Regions from separate parts of the Homo sapiens genome. Here region 2 is linked to region 1. The links are chromatin contacts, found by Hi-C in ENCODE. All regions are on one chromosome and are shown on one strand. The core of a region is the stretch at or near the end of the contact, and the rest is flanking DNA. Distances in the headings are between cores, read along the strand shown. Region 1 holds the start of RNF128 (ring finger protein 128). Region 2 holds the start of COL4A5 (collagen type IV alpha 5 chain).

Evidence for each region. Hi-C counts contacts between places; a loop is a spot of excess contacts on that map. Pooled maps may share reads with other maps.
Region 2: a loop to region 1 is called in a map of psoas muscle, with 7 times the contacts of the local background. The contact joins the promoter of COL4A5 here to the promoter of RNF128 in region 1. A Hi-C loop is called at or near these places in 1 of 168 maps with a recorded cell type or tissue (psoas muscle) and 2 of 50 pooled maps.

Annotation. Positions count from the first base shown.
Region 1 is chrX:106,722,466-106,729,376 of GRCh38, forward strand. RNF128 (ring finger protein 128) reads left to right here and starts at 4,236. Exons shown (of 7, transcript NM_194463.2): 1 at 4,236-4,932. The coding sequence starts at 4,449. RefSeq lists an enhancer at 4,083-4,671.
Region 2 is chrX:108,438,588-108,445,498 of GRCh38, forward strand. It overlaps COL4A5 (collagen type IV alpha 5 chain), which reads left to right and starts at 1,251. Exons shown (of 53, transcript NM_033380.3): 1 at 1,251-1,619. The coding sequence starts at 1,539. It also overlaps a transcript of COL4A6 not described here.

The sequences.
Region 1 (6,911 bases), core at 2,986-5,485:
CCTCACTCTTGGTAGCAAGGCTCTGTTGTAGTTAGAAAATAACTCACAGTGAAATAGAGGAATACGGTTGGGTAAAACCAGTGGGTTACCCAGGCAAGTCTCCATAGAGTGGAAGTACTTTGTTGCAGTCATGATCTACAATCTGGTTCTTAGCTTTGTAAGCCTCGAAATTTGATTGGTAGTATAACCAGAGACTGGGTTTCTGGGGACTGACTCACACTTAACCAAATTCACGAGAGACCAATATATAAGCCAGAATGCCAGTTGATTAATTTATAATGAGAAGTACAACTTCCAAGTGGACCAGATACTAGTGTTTGCTAATCAGTACATTATCTCCCTGTAGGCATATTTACATGAGGAGCTAACTGATAATAAGTAGGGTTGCTCGGTGAGGATGAACTCAGAGCAAGGGGGGTTCATAGGATGATTTTAATGACTCACGTTATCAAGCTATGGTAGTCTGATACCTCCATTCCACAAGTGTCTAGACCTCCAGAATAGTTCTGGAGATATTGGCCTCCTCACTAGTCTCTTTTTCATCAGTCTTGTCCTCATACAATCCATATGATCTCTTTAAGTTCAAATCTGGTCATACCATTCATTCGCTCCATTGACTTCAATATAAATTCACAATTTTAAACTCATTATTACAAAATGTTTAAAATACTGTATAAGAAAAGTAGGAAAAAAAGTACAATGAGCACCCATACACCCACCATCTAGATTTATCACTTGTTGTCATTTTGCCATATTTGCTTTATGTATGTGTATACACATGTGCATGCATATTGAGTCCGTACGCTTTAATATAATTTTCTGGCCTGGCGCGGTGGCTCACGCCTGTAATCCCAGCACTTTGGGAGGCCGAGGTGGGCAGATCATGAGGTCAGGAGTTCGAGACCAGCCTGGCCAACATGGTGAAACCCCGTCTCTACTAAAAATACAAAAATTAGCCGGGCATGGTGGCACGCGCCTGTAATTCCAGCTACTTGGGAGGCTGAGGCAGGAGAATCGCTTAAACCTGGGAGGCAGAGGTTGCAGTGAGCCAAGATCATGCCATTGCACTACAGCCTGGGCAACAAGAGCAAAACTCTGTCTAAAATATATATATATATATGTATGTATGTATAATTTTCTAAACTTTTCATGTTCTGGCACAAGTTATTTGACTAGCTTCACTTCCCTTGGCTCCACCTTTGCAACTTTATATCCCAACCATACCGAACTACTGAATGCTAGTTCCCTGAATGTTCTTTGGAGTTCTCATATAATATACTCTTGCCTGTGCCTGAAAATCCTTACTCTCTTTGCTTGGGTCACTCCATTTGTACTTAAAGACTCAGTCACACTTGTCTTGCCCTAGCGCCTTATACTTTTCTCAGTCATAACATGTATTACACTGTACTGTTATTGATAGTTTATCTCTCTGATTGTCTCACTAGACCATGAGCTCATTGAAGGCAAGGGCTGTTTCTTTTGTCTCTCTACACCCCTGTCTCTCCCATGCTTTGCACTTAGTAGGTGTTCAGTGATCGGAAACTCAACTGCCTATCACACAGTTCTACCTGGTTACATCATAGGCACCTCAAAATCGACATATCTAAAGTGAACTCATCTCTCCTTCTACCCATTCTATACATTTAAAACCCTCCTCCTGTATTCCCTGATTGAATGTCATCTAGTCTTCCAAGTCAAAAACCTCAGAGTAATTTCTAACTCCTCCTTCTCTTTCATCCCCCAAACCAAGTCCTGTTGATTCTACCACCAAAGAACATTCCCATTCTGCCCACTTCTCTTCATGTCCACTACCTGTCTATCCAAGCCATCTTCATCTCTCACCTGTAGCACTGCCAACCATCTTCTGTATGGGCTCCCTGCTGCTATTCTCATTCCCTCCAATCTATTATCCACAGAGAAGGATCTCTAAACTTCAGATCTGATTCTATTACTCCCTGATTAAACCCTGATTATATTACTCCTCGTTTTTGGATAAAGTCTAAACTCCCTAGCTTTACCCAAAGGACTCTCAAGAACTGGCCCCCATGTACCTCTCCAACATGATCTGTTACCACCCTCCCTCTGTTACTTTAGGTTCCAACCATTTTGCATTTACTGGGCCTGTAGTAATTGTAGCTTCCTAACATTTCTTTTTCATATTTCAATGCCTTTCCTTGTGTTGTTTTCTGCCTAGAAAAGTTTACTGTCTCAAACTCAGCCCAGGTCTAACCTCCTCTGGGAAGCTTTTCCTTACTTCTCAGTCTGGGTTAGGTGCTTCTCTGTTATCCACTACTACCCTGTCATATCTCCATCATAGTGCTTACACTATATACATATATCACTCTATACTGCACTTTCCATTTTACTTGTCCTTCTCATCAAAACTAATTTATGAGCTTCTTGATAGGAGAGTTGATGTCTTATTTGATTTTGCACCACAATGCTCAGCCCATGGCTTATGGCAGATGTACAACAAATATTTAAGAAAATAATGAATGGAAAAACATTAATAAATGTCTCTCTGAACTTCATTTTTGTAGCTATAAAATACCTTCTTTCTTCTGAACACATTGTTTCTTCAAAGTACAATATAGTTGGCTGTCATTCAGGTAATATCAATTGAATTTTGAATGCTCTTCACCAGCAAAATCAGACAATTTCTGGAATTGTACCATTTCTCAGAGGTGGTTGGTCCTACCCATTTTTCCCCTAGGTAATTTTTATCTCAGAGATTACCATCAGTATTTGGGGGTACCATGCTATTGGTCTCATATACCCACTTTGACCTCTAAAGTCCTTTTCAATACCTAAGAGTATATGTTTCACAAAATTGCACATTTATTTATGTTCTAGGTGTTGTTTGGTATATGATGTTAATTTTCCTCTAGGTTTCTCTCAAGCCATAAGAGTATCAAGTACAGAATTGGTCCATGCTTAATCTTTGTAAATAACATTGATTAAGTAAATGCTGGGCCAGGGATTGAGGGGAGTAATTGATCAGAAATTTAACAAATGTTGAGCTGCATAAAGTAGACTGTATTTATTTGAACTGAAAAAGTGGCTAAGACTGAACATCTTGAACATCATTTTCTCTGATATTACCTCAAATTAAAACTTTAATATTATTTTAGAATTGTGTCTCTGAACCTGTTTAATAATTTTAACATGTTTTTTATATTGCTAAGCATTGTTCTAAGTGCTTTATTACATGTATTAACTCATTTAATCATCTGAAAACTCTGTGAGGTAGGTGCAATTATTATCCCCCTTTTACAGATGATGAGGAAACTGAGCCACAGGGAAGTTCCCCAAGGTCAAAAGTTATTCATAACTATCAGACAGCAGGTATATTAATTCAGCTTAATTCAAGGCTCATTTGTTAACCATCTAGTAAATATAATAGTTGACAGGGTAGACAAAAATTGAATACTTAAGCAAGGATAAATCGTAATGTAATAATGCCATGAGTGAATCGCCTAGGCGAGTCAGGCTCCTTTCAGTTAGTGGGAAATGGAGAAAGATTATGTAGTTAAGGTCATGAATAGCGCAGGAACATCCGCTAGGGTAAGTCAGGTTTGTGAAAAATGCAGAAGAAAGGCTTGGTTCTGAGGTGTGTGAAAACAGTCATTCTTTTGTGAGGACTAAAATTAGTTTTAGAAGAGGCATCTGATGCGGTACATGAAACCTAGGGTAACGGTGAGGAAATACACATGTATGAGGCTTCTTAGGAGCAGGGAAAGAGAAAGGTGCCATTTGAAGTCAGTAAGAAAGGGTAACAGCGCGCTTTTCCTGCCCTTCCCCCCTCTAGAGAATCAGTAAATAGCCTGATTCTACTCAAATTCCTTCCCTACCCAAATTCCCTTGACTACAACTCAGACCCTTTGGATCTGCGCTTTTTAGAAGTACTGTACTTCACATTCTGGCACCGTAAGCCCGAAATGTCCTTTAGGCAAATGTTAGGAGGGAAAAATGTATTCTTGCAATTCAAAACCGACTCGAATCCTGCCAGAAAGCTTTATGTTTGCGGACTTTATCGTTCCTCGCCTGTCCGTTTTTTATAAAACGACGCGACACACCTAGCCACACAGCCTCAGATCCTATTCTAACATCGATCCATCCTGTTACCCTTTTAAGAGGCGGATCCCGCAGTGTCCTTTCCTCCCTCCCAGCCACCTCTACCCCCAGTCGGCTGGGCGGAGCTTCACGCTAAAGCCCCAGAGCCCGACGCGGCAGCCGCGGTAGCGGAGAAGACTGGAGCTCCGAGGAGCTGCATCTGCGGCAACCTGTGTGCTGACGCTACGTGCCTCCTGGCTCCGACGTAGCTCGCAGCTCCCCAGTCTCACTCCATTCCTTCCCCACCTGGCGCGCACCTGCTCAAGACCAGGGTCCTGCCAAGCGCTAGGAGGGCGCGTGCCAGGGGCGCTAGGGAACTGCGGAGCGCGCGCGCCATGGGGCCGCCGCCTGGGGCCGGGGTCTCCTGCCGCGGTGGCTGCGGCTTTTCCAGATTGCTGGCATGGTGCTTCCTGCTGGCCCTGAGTCCGCAGGCACCCGGTTCCCGGGGGGCTGAAGCAGTGTGGACCGCGTACCTCAACGTGTCCTGGCGGGTTCCGCACACGGGAGTGAACCGTACGGTGTGGGAGCTGAGCGAGGAGGGCGTGTACGGCCAGGACTCGCCGCTGGAGCCTGTGGCTGGGGTCCTGGTACCGCCCGACGGGCCCGGGGCGCTTAACGCCTGTAACCCGCACACGAATTTCACGGTGCCCACGGTTTGGGGAAGCACCGTGCAAGTCTCTTGGTTGGCCCTCATCCAACGCGGCGGGGGCTGCACCTTCGCAGACAAGATCCATCTGGCTTATGAGAGAGGGGCGTCTGGAGCCGTCATCTTTAACTTCCCCGGGACCCGCAATGAGGTCATCCCCATGTCTCACCCGGGTGAGTGCAGCTACTAGATTGCACCCCTCCAGACCTCTGCCATGGCCAGTTTCTCTTATTTTCCTCATTGCCCTCCTCGTCCTATCCCCTTGCTCCGAAGGAAAGTGGGTGCTCTTTCTGTCCCCACGGAGTGGGGCAGGGTCCTCCCCGAGATTCACCAGGCCTGGGTGTTGGGCAAAAAAAAATCCTTCATTTGCCTCTCTGGTGGAAAAGGGTAAAACAAACCGGGTGCAGAGGCTGGCAAATCAAGGACTGTTTGAGCTCTTTGCGTTCCCTTTTCCTGGTTTTTCACAAGGGTGTCTAGCCTTGGATTAAGTGGTGGTGGGCATCGGGTCTTAAATGACCGAGGAGATCACCTGGAAATCTCTTCCTCACTCTGCTTTTTAACAACCTCAGACTGGCAGCAGATTTTCCCCTCCTCTCCCTGTTTTTCTCTCCATGTTTCCTGGGTATCAAATACTAGATTGTGCTACTGTGCCCTGTTAACCTCATTGCAATTTTGGTGGAAACTTTGCTTAGTTCTTGGGTTCTTCTCTGCCCAGTGGTCTCAAGTCCCAAGTGACTTGGTATCAGTGCTTTTGTTTGCTTCTGAAAAATCTGATTTAGGTTATTGAGTTGCAAAACAGGTGACTAACGTTCTTGAAAAAGAAGAGGTTTCTGCATGAGGATAGCAAAGGCCTAGACTTTGGAAAAAAAAATAGTCCAGGTAGTTCTTAAATTCTTGGAGATGGTATGAGGTTACTATTTTTCCCCGTCGGTTATCCTTCCACAAACTTCCCTATTTGTGATTAGGTATCCATACCTTATGTATATAGTTATCCTAGACCCTAAAGGACAAAGGGGAAAAAAATGGAGAAAAAGAAAGAGACACGTGTAATAGCAGTGTATCATAGTTTTTAAGAGCTGGGCCTCAAGTCAGAGCTTGGTTTAAATTCCTACTCTGTTGCTTACTAGTCCTGTGACCTTGGGCAACTTATTTCAAGTCTTAGAGTCTGGGTTCTCTCATCAGTCAAATGAGAATGAATAATAAGAAAACTTATCCACAAGTTTGCCTTCAGGATAAAATGAAATAATGCCTTAAAGAGTTTAGTGCAGTAAAGCACATCATCCACTCTCAGTAAGGGTTAGCTGATAGGATTAGCCTTCTGGGAGTCACTGGAAGGAAGAAGCTGCTTATTTGACTACTGGAGGTTTTCTGTTTTTCTTAAAACCTTATGACTGAACCTGCCTAGAGAGCACTTGTATTGAGTGGCTGGATGGCGTAATGGAAAGAACACTGAATTGGAACTCAGGAGATTTGAGTTCTTTTAGCCCCTTCTTTGCCTCTACCGACTTTGTAACCTTGTACAAGTTACTCACATGTCAAATGATTGTATAGGCAGTGGAGGCCAAGTTAGAAGCGTGTACTGAAACAAAACAAAAGTAGATGAACTCTAAGATCCCTTTCAGATCTAAAATGCTATGATTTTTAGTTTTTATATTGATTAAAGGAGAAACTGTATCTCTCTTGGCCGATAATTCATTGATTAGAATGAATCAGTAGCTTTTAGAAGTTACTGAAAATCAAGAATAAAGACCTAATAAAGTTTATAGTCTTTATATTTCAGTTGACTGTCTAATAGCAAGGGTTTGACTTTGTCTTCTAATGAGATTCATTTGCATGAATGATTTGTAATTGAAGAGTATTTAATTACAGAGTCCTACTTAGACCATTTTCCTTTTACTTCTGTTAAGGGTATTTATCTGATAGTTTTAGGAGACAATAAAATTAACTTTTGCTTGGCTCCCACTATATGCCAGGCACTCTACATACATATTACTTATACTTTATTGAGAGGCAATATGGTGTACTAAGAAAAACACAGGCATTTTAGTCAAGATTGGGAATAAAATTCTGGATTTACCACACAATAGCTTTGTGTCCTTGGTAGGATTATTTAACTTTACTGAGCCTTGGATACCCCATCTGTAAGATGGAG
Region 2 (6,911 bases), core at 1-2,500, 1.7 Mb after region 1:
ACCTATACGCTAAGACCTAAGCAACTGTGCATCATATACTTTCAACTTTACTGTTAGGTTACACATAAAGAGACATAGGCATACTATTCCCACATAAGACAGATGGGCCCGAAAGTGCCCTTGCACACATGCCCAAATGCATACAACACTGATTCAAATTGATAGTACACTAGGCTATTGGGAAGGGGAGACAGTTTCTGGAGTTGTAAATCCACTCTGAGCTAAGCAGAACCTAAGGATGAGTGGGCCCTCGTGAAATAGATCCAAAACCTTGAAAGACTCTAAAGTGGTTAATTCTAGGAAGATAGAAATGTTGTGAAGAATTCTTCATCAAATTCTTGAAGATTCTCCAAGGAGTCCGCAGAAAGTATTTTCTAGTTCTTTTGTTACTTTAAAAAAAATCTATATATCAGAATTATCAAAGGAACATTCAAGTCTTTATATGGGAGATATCGATTCAGCTGCCATCAACTCTATTTAAATATTTCCAATTAAGTGTTTATATTAATTCTAAGAAACACTGCACTAAATTTATTTAATTCCCTGCCCTAAATCTTTCTGAAACACAACTACAATGAGAGTCAATACCTTTTACATTAGCTCAATATAGGAGGCATTAATTATAGGATTCAATGCAGCTAAACAGAGATATAGCTGTATTATAATAACATAATACCATAGAATAATTACCAATACCTGCTGAATGCTCCCAGATCTTATACGTATATAACACACATAAAGTATTCACGCACATATACTTATTTTCTTACTTGTTTATAAGCATATACTTTATTTATTCCCAATATTTTCACATCTTCTGCTTGTATGTAGAAACTCTCTGTTCTGTGAGCAGCTGGAAGGTAAAGAAGACCAGCAGCCCAGGGAGCACCGACCAAAATTTGTTTCTAATGAGTAACAATAAAAAGCACGGCCCCTCTGAGATCCATCCGCTAAAAAAATAGTCCCAGTTTAGATCTATTTGTAATTGGCTTTGGTACGCACACCAATGAGATTGGAACTGAGCCTAGAAAAGTAGTATCAACGGAAGGTGCAAATGAACGAATAGAAAAGCTTCCCGGTTGGACTCATGGTGCTCAGTCAACTAGTCTGGAAGTTTCCCTCCCCCAAATAACTGAGCGTCACTCCCTCGCAGGTTGCCGGTGCAGTCTAAAACTGTGGCGGAGTGATACTCAAATTCCCTTGTGCTGGTGAGGAGGGGGGCCTTGCACGGGGAAGAGAGGGAGGAAAGTAGATCTGTAGGAATTGAGTGAAGAAAAAGTTTGCAAGTCTGGACAGAAGGGAAAAGTTCTCCTGAGAGACCGGCTTTGGGGAGGGGAGGGGGGAAGGAAGAGTAGCTCCTTCTTCTTCTTCTTTTTTTTTTCTTCCACTCTTAAAAAGCTTCTTTCTCTTCACCCAAGCCTCACTGTCCCTCTCCGGCTCTAGCTCTCTCCATATAAACCCTCAAGATTATGTCAATTGGTTAGAGCCAGCCGGGAATTTCGTGCGGGTGCTGAAGGAGCTGCGGGAGCCGGAGAAGAATGAAACTGCGTGGAGTCAGCCTGGCTGCCGGCTTGTTCTTACTGGCCCTGAGTCTTTGGGGGCAGCCTGCAGAGGCTGCGGTAAGTCCTTCCTCCCCTCCCCCGCGCCCATCACCGCTCTTTCACGCTGAAATTACCTTTTTTTTGGGGGGGGGGTCCCTTTATCTTCCTTTTGGCGTTGACTAGGGAATTCAAATTTGCTTTCTCATGTTTAGGAAGAAACGTTATTTGCAACACCGGTAACTCAAGCCTTCTGAAGTCCAACGGAGAGGTTTAAGTGCTTAAAAATAGGGCTGCTTGCTTCCCTGCAGCTAGCTCCTCCGGGGGCAAGAGCAAAGTCAGAAGTGGGGGACGCTAATTAAAGGCTCACTAGGCTGTGGTGGGTATTTAAAACTTTTCCTCCCCTCCCTCCACCGTCGGGTGTTTCCCTGCCTGGCGACTAACCTTTTCACTACTTGTACCCAGCCCACTCTTTGAATTTTGTCTGTAGTTTAATATTTTGGCTCTTCGAAAATCCAGCTTCCATCAAAGTGTTTTTAGCGCCTCAGTGAAGTTCGTCCCCTTTGCTCTTTCCTTAAGCAACAGGAACCTACCCCCACCTCAGGTCATTCAAGCCACTGACCTCCTTTTCCCTTTTGACATCCTTGTTACAAATGAAATGCTAAGGCAACATACCAAGAAGAGTGAGGTAAAGTCTCAGGCTTCAGGTCTTTTGCGTCTTTTTGTTGTTGTTGTTTTTTCTAAATTATGGGTTTTTTTGTTTGTTTACTTTTTTTTAAACCTACCAAGGCATCTGAACAAATTGAGAATTTGCCCATCACCTATTCAAAGGAAAATACTCCTTTTTCAAAGGAGAATCAGTGTTCCAGTTTAAAGGAAAGTGGGGGAGGAGGTACATGTGAAATAGCAGCAAAAAGCTCCATTCAGTTTTAGGAATGTAGAATTCAAACCTCAGTATATCTCTTAGAAGGGTATCTGGGTAGTCCCACCCACTGTCCTATTGGGGATGAGGGCCAGATGTTAAAAAAATGAATGGCTTTGTGAGAGAAAATGTTCTCCAGCCTGAAGCCCATCATCTTTAATTTCATATAACCTCTGAAGAATAAGTGTGTGACAAATTATTTAAATTTATTTGAGTGATCATTATGGATAGTTTTAAAAACTGTTTAATATGAGATCATGGCTTAGGCCTTCACATGGTTGAGTGACCGTCAATTCTTTGTAAGCAGCTGCTATGTTACAGCTCATCTGGGTCCACTTTTAAGTTAGCTGTCTAGCTTCCCTATAGCACTTAGCATGCCTCAAATCACATGTCCTCTTTCTATCCTTCTGAAGGTGTGTACCCGGTGTATGAAAACTAACTTTCATATTACTCTGAGCACAACATAATTATAATAGCAAATTTGCTGAAAAACCATGCATATCAAATATTTTTACTATGCATGCCATAATTTTCTTCCATCAAAGTAGACAAATGATTTAAAAATGCTTTTTTGATGCAGAGCATCTTAATGGGGGTAAGGTTTAGCCAGTCAATAGGGCTACAGACTTGGATAAAACTGCAATTGTGCTGTTGAAAATAGTTCATTTTAAAAACATCTTCTTGGTGCCCTCTGTTTCTGGCATTTGGCCCAGGGACAAAGATTTTGTAGATGTTTGATTAAATATATATATGTTTTTTGATGTTACTTTTAACAAATTTGCACCAGATGACAACTATACAGGTATGTATAGCAACACTACACATCAATTAATATTAAATCAATTTATGTTAACAATGAGGTTTCTTTTTATTGACAAAACTTGAGAGCAAGCTTGTTTTCTTGGATTCTTAAACTAATGAGTATTCATGAAGTCATTACAGCTCTTTCCCTTTTCCTCCTATATAATTTTTAAAGAACATTTTATATCCCCTTTTCCTATCATTAGGATATTGTGCCTCTATTAAAACCAAGGGTTTGTTTTTCCTGGTTCATACATAAATATTTTAATAGGCTCAAAAATATGAATGATATCGGCTCTGCATACTTGTGCTGGAGATATCGGTGACCATTTCTAGAGTAAAACTGGTTGGTGGTAGGGCTAGTCTTTGACTGGAGTAGTTTAGTATTGGGGTTTTTATATCAAAAAAGTGTTGCTATTTAAAGTGCTTTACTCTTTTATAGGTAAATGATTTCTTTATCTCTGAAATCATGCCAAATTGGTACATCACAAATATGTGGAAGATCTTTTTTTTAGGTAGAGCATTCATTAGGTGGAATAAAGTAACCTCTATGCCAAAAGGTTAGTAATAAGAGAAGACAGTTTTAAGTTGGAAATATAATTTTTAGTGATGGAAATAACATTTTTATGTGAAGGTAATTATACCTGTACTGATTCACTGTCAGTGGGATATGCACTTAGATTTGTGGATGTGGGTAGTATGTAAAATTATGTTAGTTTTATTTTACATAGTTAGTAAGTTGTTTTCTGTGCAGTAGATTGGATATTTTTGTCTACTTTAAACGTACTATCTTCCTTGTGACCAGCGGCACGAATTTATCAAGGGTAGGAGTGTTGTTTGTAGCCATGAAACACTTCATCCTCTATGAAGTATATTGCTCCATAGGAAAAACTTGTCATCATTGTCATCATTATTAATGTAGATAACATAATGAGTGTTTACTATGTGCCAGGCACTGTGCTAATATGATAATACATATTATCATATTTAATCTTCAGAACAGACTTATGAGACATATACCGTTATTATCCTCACTTTACAGATGAGAAAACTACAAATTACAGACGTTGAATACATTCCCAGAAATCCAGTCATGTAGGCAGTAACTTGTGAAGCTGGAAAATTTGAATCCAGGCAGTTTGACTCTAGAATCTTTGCCCTTAATGACTGTCCTATACTGCCTACTTTGTATGTGGTCTATAGAGATTTACTGGTGTGTAAAGTATTTGGATCTCTGCCACTTTTTTTGGACACAGGAGGTGAAATGGAAATGATAATGGGGGTTACATGTCTTCCTGCTGATGTTAGGAGAAGCAGCATGGTGTAATGGAAATAGCTTTGGGCCTAGAATAAAAAGATCAGAGTTTGACCTCTGTATCTGTATCTAGAGTGAGATTATTTAAAAGCAATCTAAAAGCAAATGCTGTTGAAGGTTTTATGATTTTATGTAATCACAATATGTAAACATTTCAACTTATATAACTACTATAATTTGTGACAGATGATTTGTTTTGAAGGAAGATTTGCCTTATGATTATTTAATTACTCAGTTACTGCATTAATTTTAAGTCCACCAAACTTTTCAGGAGCATGTCTATTGTGAAACAACCGGGTATGTGTGTATGGTAACACACTTTACTTAACATGCTTAATTTAGTTTTGTTCTTTTTTTGTACTAATTTGCCTACCTATCATATCCAATTTTATTCACAAACTATATAGATATATATCTTTAGTCTTATGCATATATCTATATATGTATCTGTCCCATGGCAGTGTAAGAGTTTGTATTTTTTCATGTGTTTTTATTTACCTTTTGATGTCTATACATGTAAGACATGAGACTCTTTACATCCCTGAAAGCTTGGTTAAGATGGTGTCTGCTAGGTTTATTCACTATAAAGTCACTATTTTTTCTTTTGTAATTACAAAGTGAGACTATGCAGGGCAATATTGTGAGACAATGTAAATATCCTGTTTCTCATCATATATTTGCCCACTAATTTTAGCATATGTTGATGATTCTGGCTTGAATAAATTATTGTTGTGACATTTGCCAGACATTGATTTCAATTTTCAACATTTTTACATTTATTAATTGATTGAATTATACTGTAATAAAAAACTTTCTCTTTACGCTTAATGTATATATTTATTCAGCTGTTTATAGCAGTATGGACTTAATGAATATTTGTTTTATTCTATAGGTTATAATGAATTATGCTCTTACTACTTTTTGTTTTTGCTGAAACCCAGATTTGGCCAACAGGAGCCCCTTCAAATTGGCTCCTGTGTCCTTTCAACATGTCTCCATCATTTTTTAAGCACCCTCTTACTTTCTGGCACCACAGATGTTCCAGACTCTTTTTTTTTTCTTTTTTTTTTTGAGATGGAGTCTTGCTCTGTCACCCAGGCTAGAGTGCAGTGGCGCGATGATCTCGGCTCACTGCAAGCTCTGCCTCCCGGGTTCACACCATTCTCCTGCCTCAGCCTCCCAAGTAGCTGGGACTACAGGTGCCAGCCACCATGCCGGGCTAATTTTTTGCATTTTTAGTAGAGACGGGGTTTCACCATGTTAGCCAGGATGGTCTCGAACTCCTGACCTCGTGATCCACCCGCCTTGGCCTCCCAAAGTGCTGGGATTACAGGCGTGAGCCACCGCACCTGGCCTCCAGACTCATTTTTTAATTTCCTTGCCCCAACTCTGGAATCAGAATCTTTTCTCCAAGGAGCTCTGATTCTTTTTATTGGAGAATGGTATGTAGAAGCCAAGATCTGGGTGCTTGGCATGCTTATTGCTACTGAGGTGTCATTGCCTCTAGGCCCTCTCAGCAGGCAGAACTAGGAAATATATGTATATATGCACACATACCTGTTTCTATATCGATTTCTTGAAGTCCCTCTTTATATATGTCAAAATCATGGATTCATAATGATACATCTGATTCCAGTCCAAGACCCTAGAATAAATATACATGATCTCATTCTCTTCTGGTATTTCTCTTCACACGTTTTGTGGACTTTGTAGAGGTCTTATACAGAGTCTTCAAGAGGTTGGCCTCTGAAGTCAGACATGGAATCTGACTGGTAGATGTGTAACTTTCAGCAAAATAGTAATCTTTGAGACTTAATTTCCTCATTGGCAAAAGGAAGGCCGTAGCACCTATCTCACATATTTTTTTTTTTAGGATGAAATGAGAAAAGTTATGTAAAACATATAGTATTTGACACCATAGTAAATGTTAAATCAATTTTAGATTTCATTATTGTCATTATATTTATTGACTTACCATTTCTTACTACATCAACTCTCAAATCTCCTGTCTGATTTTCAAGGCCTATCATGATCTTTTCCCTTATCCAACCTTATTTTTCATTACAGTTTATAATATACTCCCTCCAGTCTAGCCTAGGTAAGCTTTCCTACAATCCCGTGAGCACTGCATACACATTTTGGCCCTCCATCTTGATTAGAATTTTGTGGATTCAAGTCTTTGCTCAATTCCAGCAAATGTTTACATTTATTCAGCAGATATTTATTCAGCAACTTCTAAGTACTCAAAAATTCTATTTATGCTGTTCTATTTCTATTCATGGAGGTGTACTGCCTACAAAATCATTTTGTGCTAGACACTATGGCTAAAACCAAA